Linked DNA regions of Homo sapiens: regions 2 and 3 are each linked to region 1. Evidence: chromatin contacts called from ENCODE Hi-C or POLR2A ChIA-PET data. All regions are on one chromosome and are shown on one strand. Each heading gives the region's core, a stretch centred on a gene start or an enhancer-like site at or near the end of the contact. The rest is flanking DNA. Distances are from core to core; before and after follow the strand shown.

Region 1 (3,566 bases), core at 274-2,773:
TCACTACTGAGGGAGGGACAGAAAACCTAGAAAAATAAACCATACTAAAAGAAAAAGGGTATTTTGTTTGTCACTTTAAAGCTGCTTTTTCTTTAAACGGTACACATATTTTCAACATTCTTACAAATGGGCCTTCTATTAAAAAGCAAACTATTGCTAATTCCATGGCTTTAAGTGGAGTACTTCCAATCACTTCCTCTATCCAGAAAATCCGTGACACTACATGCCAGCTACTTTGCATATTTATAACTGTTTAATAAACTATTCAAAATTAGCATCTAAAATAATTATACTTTGGACACACGAAGGCATATATTTGGTGAGAACATTGTAATTTTCATTTTGTAAACTATATATTCTATATTCAAGTAATAACACAGCATTGCCTATACAGAACTGAGGCCTGCGCTGAGACCCAAAACTTGTCTTTTCCTAAATGCACCACTACGAAGAGCTAATAAGAGGTCTGTCCAGATGCTAAGACCAGGTACTTCAAAATCTCCATCCTGCGCTTTACAGGTCTCCAGGGCAGTTAGAACTTTATCTTTCAGAGGTGGAGGGGCCTGACAGAGGCTTTGAAACCTATTGTGCAACTCCTCCCAGGGCACATCTTGGGACTCAGTTCCAACCCAAATGCCTTTCTGAAGGTCATAGTGCAAACGTTGACCCCAGTCTGTTAGCAGACCCAGATAGACAGGAGACAGCGCTGGGTGGCGGCTAGTCACTAAAGTCAAAAGCCCGGCTGGGAGGGCGCGACAAAAGGCAGCAAAGACTTCCGAATTCCCCAGAAGCCAGTGGACTAGCACTTGGCTCCCCTCTCCAGGTGATTTGTGGATGCCGGGTTCCAACTCTTCTTGGGGCCGACGAGACAAAGGCGGCTGCAACAGCGCCACCGCTATCACCTTCAGGAAGTTGTTCTGAGGCAAGCGCTCCCACAGGCTGCTGAGAAACCTGGCGGGACGCTCCGCTTCGGCCTTCCCCACCTCCTGCAGACGCTCCAGCAGCAGCTCCGCCTGGGTCTTCATCAGAGAGTCCTCCTGGAGATTTGGGTTCTCTCTATAGCCATTGAAGCGCAGCATGTGCACCGCAGACCGCCGGCGGGCAAGGCGGGCCAGGCTCTCTTGGAGTGTCTCCTCATCGGCGTCCCGGACGCCCGGGCCGGGAAAGAGTTGCTGCACCAGGTGGTAACGAGCTGCATCCCCGAGGGCCCGGTTCTCCAGCAGGCGCAGAGAGAGCAGGACGTCACAGTGACCGAGGGCCTGGAAGTTCGCTAATCCCGGAACTGGACCCCGCCCAAAGCCGCCCTCTTGCCTCCACTGGTTGTGCAGCCGCCGCTCCAGAGCCGTGCGAATGGGGCCATGCCGACCAAAGCGCCGATGGATGTGGCGCAGGTAGCGCGCCCACTGCAAGGCCCGGCGCACGGTGGCGGGGTCCCAGGTGCTGACGTAGGTAGTGCTTGAGACCGCCAGAAGCTCGGAAAAGCGATCCAGGTGCTGCAGAAGGGATTCCATGAGGTGCGCGAAGGCCCTACTTCCGCTTTCACCTTGGAGACGGCGACTCTCTGCGTACTGATTGGAACATCCGCGAAATGATACGCCTCTCTGCAATGCTATTGGTCGAAATGCATGTCAATCTCCCAGCGTCTTTATCCGTGTTCCTTGACTCTGGGCAACTTAAAAGCCCTAATACTTTTACTTTCGCCACACAAAGAGGTTCTTCTTAGTGGAGGGAGAGCAGATGTAGGGCATCCTACCGAGAATTTCCGGAACCACGTGCGAGATGATGCCAGTCATGAACGTCTCCGCGCTTCCTTTCGCTTTGGAAATATCCTTAAGTAGAAATTTTCTGAGCTTTGCCTAAAACTAGAATCTGTGTTGAGGTTTTTCAAAATTAAGTAACGCCAGAGACATACTGTGACGTGAGGAAACGCTCTTAAATGAAATTTTAAGATCTATTTGAGAAACATGTACTAAAAATGTACTGACCTCCTATTAATGCCAGGCGCTATGCTGAATTCTGGGCCTTCACATTGTCCTTCCATTATTAGAACTGAAGCCCAGATTATTTGAAACAAAAAATAAACTTCAATAATTTATTAAAATTTGCAAAGGAACAAAATTTTACTTCACAATTGTACATTTCGTTTTCGTAATTTTTAGGACAAAATAGCTTAATTGACTCTTCTGTCATACAAATAATCAGCTGAAGGAAATGGCATTTAAGAGCATCGAACAATAATAAATGTTTGATTAAATAAAAACCGTGACAAGAGAGTAGGGAGGAGAAGGTCCTATGTCGCTCACTGATGCACTTAACAAACATTTGTCAACTCCTAGGAGTTGCATTCTGTACAAAATGCACAACAATTCTTACTTAAGTTCATAATATAGTAATTCATTTGAGCTGAATTTCCTTCCAGTCCTAAAGACACAGCCAAAACTATTCGAAAAGTGGGGGAAGGTGTTTTGTTTTGTACTTTAACAAAAAGGGGAAGAGAAACAAATTTAAAAGAGGGGAAGAGTCATTTTTCATTTATTAAAATAAGCATTCCTACACCTTTTAGAAAGTAAAGCAGTGATGTGCATGCTGTTAATTCAGATTTATGCATTTATTTATTTATTTTGAAACGGAGTCTCATTCTGTCGCCCAGGCGCGGCCAATTTTTGTATTTTTAGTAGAGATGGGATTTCACCTTATTGGTCAGGCTGGTCTCGAACTTCTGACCTCAAGTGATCCTCCCGCCTCGGCCTCCCAAAGTGCTGGGATTAGAGGCGTGTGCCACCGCGCCCGGCTATTATTTGATTTTTATTAGTTATCTCAAACTCTTACTTGGTCCTGAAATCGTTATTTTATTTTATCCTAAGGATACTATGAATCTTAAAATTCTTTTTCTTGGCTACTACAAACTTAGAACCAAGTGTGCAGCCTGCCTTTAGCAAATGTACAGGCATCACTAATTCATTTATTTATTCTTATATTTAACACCTATTATGATACATAGTATGAGGTGCTACAGATTTAGTAGTAAAATAAATGCAGTCCTAGCATGAGTGGAGAAGTTCATCTTGTACCATTTAAGAGAGACATTAAATGAATAACCTCAAATGTGATAGTAGGATGAAATTGAGTGGGGTCACCAAGTCTTAGGGGATAGGAAGGTCTCTTTAATTACTGACTTTTCAGGCCGGAGGCAGTGGCTTATGCCTGTAATCCCAGCACTTTGTGGGGCTGAGGCCAGGCGGGTGGATTACCTGGGGTCAGGAGTTCCAGACCAGCCTGGCCAATATGGCAAAACTCTGTCTCTACTAAACAAACAAACAAAAAAATTAGCTGGGCATGGCGGTGCACACCTGTGATCCTAGCTAATCGGGAGGTTAAGGCAGGAGAATAGCTTGAACCCGGGAGGTGAAGGTTACAGTGAGCTGAGATCGGGCCACTGCACTCCTGCCTGGGTGACACAGCAAGACTCCATCTCAAAAAAAAAAAAAAAGGAAAATGGAAAAAAAAAGGAAAAGAAACCAACTTTTCAGTTGAAAGTTCAAAGCTGAGTGTTCAGAGGAGCCTTC
Region 2 (3,566 bases), core at 421-2,920, 190 kb before region 1:
GGGTCATGAAGTACATTCTATTTTTAACATGCCTTTCTTTTCACTTAACACTGCACAGTGAGCACTTTTCCACATGACTGCATATTCTCCTATATGTTCAATTTTAATGGCTGCATATAGTTTTATCATCCAGCTGTAACACAGATTTTTTTTTAAATTCTTCGACATTTATGTGGATTCTAAAATTTTACTGTTATAAAATAGTATAAAAACTAAATTCGCGTAGCTAAATTTTTGCCCGGGTCTATGATTTTTTTTTCTTTCAGAATAATTCAAAGTGAGCATTTCTCAAGTCTTAAAAGGCCCTGATTTAATTGCAGCTGTTGGTCAGGCCTGGGTGCTCCCTGAGCCCTCCTCAGAGATGAGGTGCCTTGAGTGTGATACTGCAGGGCTTCTTACAGGCTACTTGACAACAGCCAGGTTCACTCTTACCCACAATGGGAAGAGAGTGGTTTCCCTGAAGGATCACGCAGTTCTGTGTAAATGATATGGCAAGCTACTCCCTGCCGTTCCAGGGCTGGGGTGCAGGGACCTCAGAGAAGGCGGTTTTGAAGGATTCCACTTTGAGCACAATCTGGCTCTGCAGCCAGGCCTCTCAGCACTCATGAATTTCCATTTTAAAACAACAACTGCTCTTTGAATTGAAATTCTATAGCCAGAGAATAAGAACAAAATGAAAGCCTTTATCCTTAATGAAGGTTTATGACAATAAGGTGATTTTGAGTATTTCTTAATATTATTATGTGTTCAATGGAAAATCATTTTGTTTTCTTTGGTAGAACATAAATAATTAAAAATAATTTTTCCCAAACCAAATGCAAATACTTAGATATCTGAGGGGAAAGAAACAAAAACAATAACAAATGATCCAAGTGATCCAGAGCTCTTCCATTTTAATCTTCACACTTTCCTTTGAGGAAAATACTTTTATGTATAATCTATAAGTAAAGATTCATTTATATGTTTATAAACCACATCAGACATGTTGAAACAATAAAACAAAACATGTTTTTGTTCTTATATAATTTTTATAATTGTCAAAGAAAGTATAAGGAAAAAGTCACCTGTAATTGCATCACCCAGTGGTTATCTCATTGTATTCATTTCTTCAACCGTTTTCTTACATTTAGCTTGATTTAAAAACAACTATTATAACCATTTGCTCCTATGAGTATCTTTGTAGCTATATTTTGTTCAAACCTCTATTTATTTCTTGAAAAAGTTGCCCACAGGAAGACTGCATCAATTTGCTCACTCACCAACCATATATAAGAGGTAGTCATATAACTATTAATGGTTTATATCTAGTGAAACTGAAGGCTGCAAACGTCAAAATGGTTCCAACATTAGTGTCAGTAAATAAGGGTTGGACATGAATCCTTGCTTCCTTCCAGTTTATTCTGTTGCGCCTCCTAGGAGGAGAATGACCAGATTCGCTGACATTTGGGGCCAGGAGTGGTGGGGAGAACGTCTGAGACACACGCATAGGGTTTTGTTTTGTTTTGTTTTTTGTTTCAGGAAGCAGTCAGTTGCCCAAAGAACAATAGTTAGGAAACCAAGCCCTCAGAGGACCGCATTAACTTGTGCAGTAACAAGTTCAGGGACGCTGGGTGTCTCAGCTGTTCAATAACAAGAGAGGGGCAGAAAGGAAGGTTGCCATGGTGATGGCTTGCCGCACGTGCCGCATGGGGGTGGGGGCGGAGGTGACTTTCTGCAGAGCTAAATGAAGCTGTGGAAGTCGCCTCTCCTTGGCCTTGGGATGCGGCCCAAATTTGAGGCGTCTCGGCCGCTGCCTGGAGCCGGGCTGGAAGCACACTGGATCCCTTGGGGAAGGCAGGCTGCCCTTAGCATACAGAAACCCCCTCCTGGCAGCCATTTTATCGCATCTCTTATTCTTTGGCTTCTTCCCGGCTCAGGCCTCAGTGAAGCCCAGTTCACTCCAGGGTCTGCGGCGGGAGGCGGGCGCGCCCCACAGTGCGGGCTCGCCACGCGGTCCCTTGGCCTTCCCCATCTTACTTGCAGCTTCGCGCCGGGAAGGGTTGGTTTTCGTGGTGGTTTGATGTTGGGAGGGGAAATGGAAATTAAATTCCCGGCAGACTGGGTTGCGATCTCACATCTTGATCCTACTGCGGGTGCGTAAAGAAAACGGAGACGCAGATGTGATTCGTAAGTGAAGGCTGTAGTCTTGGCGCACTTGGCAAAGGCTTTTTATTTCATACATTATTTGTATTCTGCCGCAGTGATTTCGGAGGCAAAGCAGACGCGCACTAGCCTGGAATTAAGACACGTATTCACACATTGGTTAAGGACGCCAAGCAGATACTAATCCGTGGTGTTTTCACAGAAAAGAGAAAATGCACAGGCAGCACATGTCTTTCTATTTCACTCCGCTGCAGTGGGGAGATGCAAGGCAGGGCCTGAGTAATAGTATGCTTGATTAAATTCGGTCGCATTGCCTGCTTTAGGCATTTCATTTTTCCACCTGATGGATGGGGTGACACTAAACTGTGGCATTTTCTTTGTCTGCACTGTGTTTTGTATGTGCTACATGGCATGCAGTTTAGTGCAGAACTGGTTTTTTTGACAACTGGAAATAGTAACTTCTGTAATTACTGTACAGTGATGTAATCCAATGAAAAATCTTTTGGGTGGGGGGAAGAACTTAGGCAGAAAAGATTGTTAAAGGCAGTGATGATGGGATTTGGAGGTATAAAAAGGATGACAAAGCAGAAATAACTTCACTGCCCTCAAGCTAGGAGCAAAGTTCATTTATAATTCTCATAGTTACAGAAACTAAAAGCTAAAAAATGGTTCCGTGAGACAAAATCTTTTCTAACATTGCCTTTTCACAGTTGGAGAAATAAAGATTTGAAGAGGTAAAGAATTAACTTACCAAGGTCACAAAGCCGTAGGAATACAGACCTGCTTTTCTGGTTTAACTACGCTAAGTCAAAAAAAGCGAGATATGGAATTAACTGCATTGAAAAATGAATGATTCTCAAACTTTTTATCTCAGCCTCCTTCACACTCTCAATTATTGAGGACCCTAAGGGCTTTCGTTTTTGTGAACTGTATCTATCACTGTTTATCATGCTAAAATGCAAAATTTGGAATAAAAATACTTATTAATTCATTTTAAAATAGCAATAAAACATTAGATGATAACCCAAATAACTCATTTTTATGAAGAAGAAAATTAATGAGAAGGGATACATAGATTTCCATTTTTTGAAAATTAGTGTGGAGCTTATAGTTCGAGTCTCATCTCTGCTTCTGCATTCAATCTGTTTTAATGTGTTGCTTTGATTAACATACATGAAGAAATCTAGCCACTCATACCAAAAGAGAGGACCTGGTACCAGAAAGAGTCTTGAGAACTCTCAATAAGAGGTGTGCTGCTCCACTTGTGGAGAGTGTTTTAATAACCAGTTCATCATTGAAGAGAAAGCCCACTTTGTAGCACTGCCAATTTCTCTGGTGTAAATACTCCCAACATGGCTGGTAATGCAAAGTTGGGAAAAGACAGGCAGTAGCACATTATTCTATAGTATTTCTACCATACAAAT
Region 3 (3,566 bases), core at 665-3,164, 180 kb after region 1:
TCTGCACTTTGATATACTGATTTCATTTCGCTTGTATATATACCTAGTGGTGGAATTGCTGGATCACATGGTACCTTTATTTTTAATATTTTGAGGAATCTTTATGCTGTTTTCCATAATGGCTATACTAACTTGCATTTCCACCAATAATGTGTAAAGGTTCCCTTTTCTCCACATTCTTGCCAACACTTGTTATCTTTTGTATGACCCTAATATCTTAATCCCAAGCTTGAAACCTTCAAACAGCTTAGCCACTGGCTTTCTTAGCAAATTATAGGTTACTAATTAGCAAGGTCTAACTGAGACGTCAGCAAGAATAACTCAGAATTGAAAATCTGTTTACTAGAGTATATCCCCAGACAGGGCCACCTATTTCATGGAGAGAGGTTGTAAGGTTTGCTGTGGAAACCTCATAATATTGACCTAAAACCCTTCCATCTCCCAAGAGTAGCCAAAATGAGGCATGAGGAAAGGTAATGGATTCCACAATTACTCCTCATCAATATGAAATCAATATTCTTCTTTGAAGATGTAGAAAGTCCTTTCTGTTTTAAGTATTATGGGTAAGTACATGAATCATGGATGCTTACACCCTTGTCAAATACAGCATCAAGGAAGCATTCAGTGAAAGGCAATAGTGTATTTATGTATGTTTTCATTTTTTTCAGTGTAGCTTAGAAACAGAAAAGCAAAGAAAAAAGAAAAAACGACTCCTTCAAAGCAAGAGAGAAGCATTTTACAGTTCTGATAAATTTATAAGGACCCAAGCTGCAGAGCACTGACTAGGTCCATAGAGAAGATCAGGAAAAATATAAAACTGTCTTTGCAATAATTGGAAAATCCAAACAAACTACTAAGGCTGATACCTAGGAGAAATCTTCCAAGAGAAAGAAACCTCTGATATCTGATTTTACTATTAGTAATGTCCCATTCTTAAGGTGTCCGTATAAGGCAGTGTCTCACGTAAGATGTTTTAAAGGAAGTTGCATCTGTTTCTAAAAGGAAAACAATTCTCTAATTTTGTGGAACATGTTTTTAAAATGTAGCTATAAATTGTCTGTTCATTATTTCCTTTAAAAGCCTGGGAGTGGAAGGAGGTCAGCTCACGCCTTTGGAGAAAAACACCTCTCCAGTTACTGCCTACAGAACAACAGTCAAAGGGAAATTGTTACCAATACACCAGCAGTTTGGTCTTTGTCCTATTGCTCTCTGCGTGGAAAGTCAATCACTAGGCAATGAGTGTTGCCAGGAAAGAAGGCTTTTTCAGGTGCTGCAGCCTGTAATAGGAGATCAGTCCCAAATCCATCTCAACTGACTAAAATTAGGGGTTTATATAGCAGAGAAGAAATATAACTATGTGTAGGAAAACAGGAATTAGGGATGGGCAAGGAGGAGAAGTTGGTTACAAGAAGCAGGTGGTCCCTTAGGCAATCATGATGGGTGAGGGGTCTGGCTCCCATGGTGCAGATGTGATGATCTGGTAAGTTTCAGTTGCTTGACACTGTCTGGGAGTCCTGATGATTGATTTTCTGAGAAAAGAACTCAGATAAGACAGTTTTAACTTTCTCAAATTTTAAGACTGGGAGGGTCAATGTCTATGTTTATTCAAAAGAAATCATAAACATCAGTTCTATGGGACACTTGGGCAAGTTTCAAAAGGATGAGATAATCTCATGAAAAACCTAGATTCGGGTTTCAAAATGAGAAAACAGCAAATATATCCCTCCGCCTCACAATGACACAAAATCAATCAACAAAGATGTATGCCTCCTCCAACTATAGCTCTTATCAAAGGAACCTTCACATGATAAAGCTAGACTTTGGAGATAGATGTTATTCACAAAAATACAATTATGTCCATTAGACTCCTCTTACAAAGGCAGGAAAGTAAACCTAGATACATTGTAAAAGTATTTCCTGCTAATCCTCCCCTATTGACTGTGGTAAGAATATTGGACTGAAACCAACATCTGCAGTAGAAAGGATGTGGAAGAGGAAGTGAGCAGAAATTTAATTCCTGTATTATTCATATTCAGTATGGGACTCTGTTTCATGCTGTATCCACTTTGCAAAGTACTATGGATTCATTAAGAAATTAGCAAACTGAATATGTGCCTAAATGGCCAGCATACTCCAGGCTGAAAAGTGTTTCTGTCACTGCTTCCTAGAATTGTTTAAAAACTGTTGTGACTGGTGGTTCTTTCTGGTTGAAATGGCCTGCTCACAAACACTGAATTAGACTTGGGCATTTTGCCAGGGGCATTGATACCAAGAATGTTTGGAGGCAAGTCTTAAATGTAATTTGCAGAGCTAGGAGGTGCCAGAACTTCAAAATAGGCAAAGTTGCTCTCTCGAACAGTGGTAGAAAGAATCAAAGTGTTATTCTGACACTGGCCTTGGCAGTTTTTGTCCCAGTGACTTCAAATTTTGGAAGCTGGCAGTAAGACACATGCAGAAACTTGTGGGAATATGAATATGTGGATGAAATTATAAAAGCCCTAGTGATTTTATTTCTTTAGTGAAAGCTGTCATGAGTAAAGGACTAGACTGGAGTCAGGTGCTAAGAATCTGGCTCCAGTCCAACCTGACTCCAGTCAGGTTCTTGTTTTACAGAGGCGTACACTGAGAACCAGATCTTTGATTTGATTTGCTTGGGTCCTAAAATCTGGTTCTCAGTGTCTACATATGTAAAACAACATGGTACTGTGACCGAAACACCATGGGTTAGATCCTCTTGCTTGCTACATAGAAAGCTAATCACTAAGACAATGAGTATTGCCAGGGAAGGAGGCTTTATTTGGGTGCTGCAACCAAGAAGAACAAATCAGTCTCGAATTCATTTCACCAATCAATTAAAATTCAGGGTTTCTATAATGGGGAAGGAATGTAGCTACATGTAGGAAAACAGGAATTTTAGGGAGGGGCAAGGAGTCTGGCATTTAATTGTCTGGTGTCATCTGTTCCTTGCCTAAAGGTCAGTTTGCTGAGGAAGAAACTCAGATAAGACCAATTTAAGTTTCAAGTTTAAGACAAGGGAGGGTCAATTTCCATATTTATTTATTATTATTATTATCATTATTATTTGAGATGGAGTCTCACTCTGTCACCCAGGCTGGAGTGCAGTGGCACGATCTCAGCTCACTGCCACCTCTGCCTCCCAGGTTCAAGCAATTCTCCTGTCTCAGCCTCCCGAGTAGCTGAGACTACAGGCGCCTGCCACCATGCCCAGCTAATTTTTTTTTTTTTTTTTTCAGTAGAGATGGGGTTTCACCATATTGGTCAGGATGGTCTCAAACTCCTGACCTCAGGTGATCCACCCACCTCGGCCTCCCAAAGTGTTGAGATTACAGGCATGAGCCACCACGCCCGACCATATTTATTTTTAAAAGTAAATATTAGTTCTATGCGACACTTGAGCCAATTTCAGTACTACTGGGAGGGCCAGGAAAGGCAAAGTAGTTACAAGCTAAATCCTCTTTTTATCTGCTTTATATTTCAGGGGTTCTCATTGAGATTTTGTTTAATGAGTATGTTCTGATGCTAAAATAAGTTTGAAGACTTCCAGC

Evidence for each region. A loop is a pair of places that touch in the nucleus more often than their neighbours do. ChIA-PET counts read pairs that join two places held with the same protein, here RNA polymerase II (POLR2A). Pooled maps may share reads with other maps.
Region 2: a map of endothelial cell of umbilical vein shows a loop between it and region 1 (10-fold over the local background). The contact joins the enhancer-like site here to the promoter of FANCF in region 1. A Hi-C loop is called at or near these places in 5 of 168 maps with a recorded cell type or tissue (endothelial cell of umbilical vein, heart right ventricle, left ventricle myocardium superior and 1 more) and 10 of 50 pooled maps. POLR2A ChIA-PET finds 5 or more read pairs at or near these places in 1 of 52 experiments (MCF 10A).
Region 3: a loop to region 1 is called in a map of endothelial cell of umbilical vein, with 5 times the contacts of the local background. The contact joins the enhancer-like site here to the promoter of FANCF in region 1. A Hi-C loop is called at or near these places in 4 of 168 maps with a recorded cell type or tissue (HepG2, OCI-LY7, endothelial cell of umbilical vein and 1 more), 3 of 37 single-sample maps with no recorded cell type and 9 of 50 pooled maps. POLR2A ChIA-PET finds 5 or more read pairs at or near these places in 1 of 52 experiments (CD4-positive, alpha-beta T cell).

The regions. Positions count from the first base shown.
Region 1 is chr11:22,624,300-22,627,865 of GRCh38, forward strand. It overlaps FANCF (FA complementation group F), which reads right to left and starts at 1,524. Exons shown (of 1, transcript NM_022725.4): 1 at 1-1,524. The coding sequence starts at 1,511. The coding sequence ends at 387. It also overlaps a transcript of GAS2 not described here. RefSeq lists enhancers at 414-573, 584-633, 1,014-1,223, 1,088-1,987, 1,314-1,503.
Region 2 is chr11:22,430,806-22,434,371 of GRCh38, forward strand. No RefSeq gene overlaps it. Among named protein-coding and RNA genes, the nearest start is that of LINC01495, 59 kb to the right of the region's middle. Within about 2 kb of position 1,671, at least 7 of the 41 ENCODE cell types and tissues checked have a DNase peak (open chromatin) inside an H3K27ac peak, as active enhancers do; they include endothelial cell of umbilical vein and heart right ventricle, where a contact is called at or near this core.
Region 3 is chr11:22,806,422-22,809,987 of GRCh38, forward strand. All of the region lies in intron 7 of GAS2 (growth arrest specific 2), which reads left to right. Among named protein-coding and RNA genes, the nearest start is that of LINC02718, 21 kb to the right of the region's middle. Within about 2 kb of position 1,915, at least 3 of the 41 ENCODE cell types and tissues checked have a DNase peak (open chromatin) inside an H3K27ac peak, as active enhancers do; they include OCI-LY7 and endothelial cell of umbilical vein, where a contact is called at or near this core.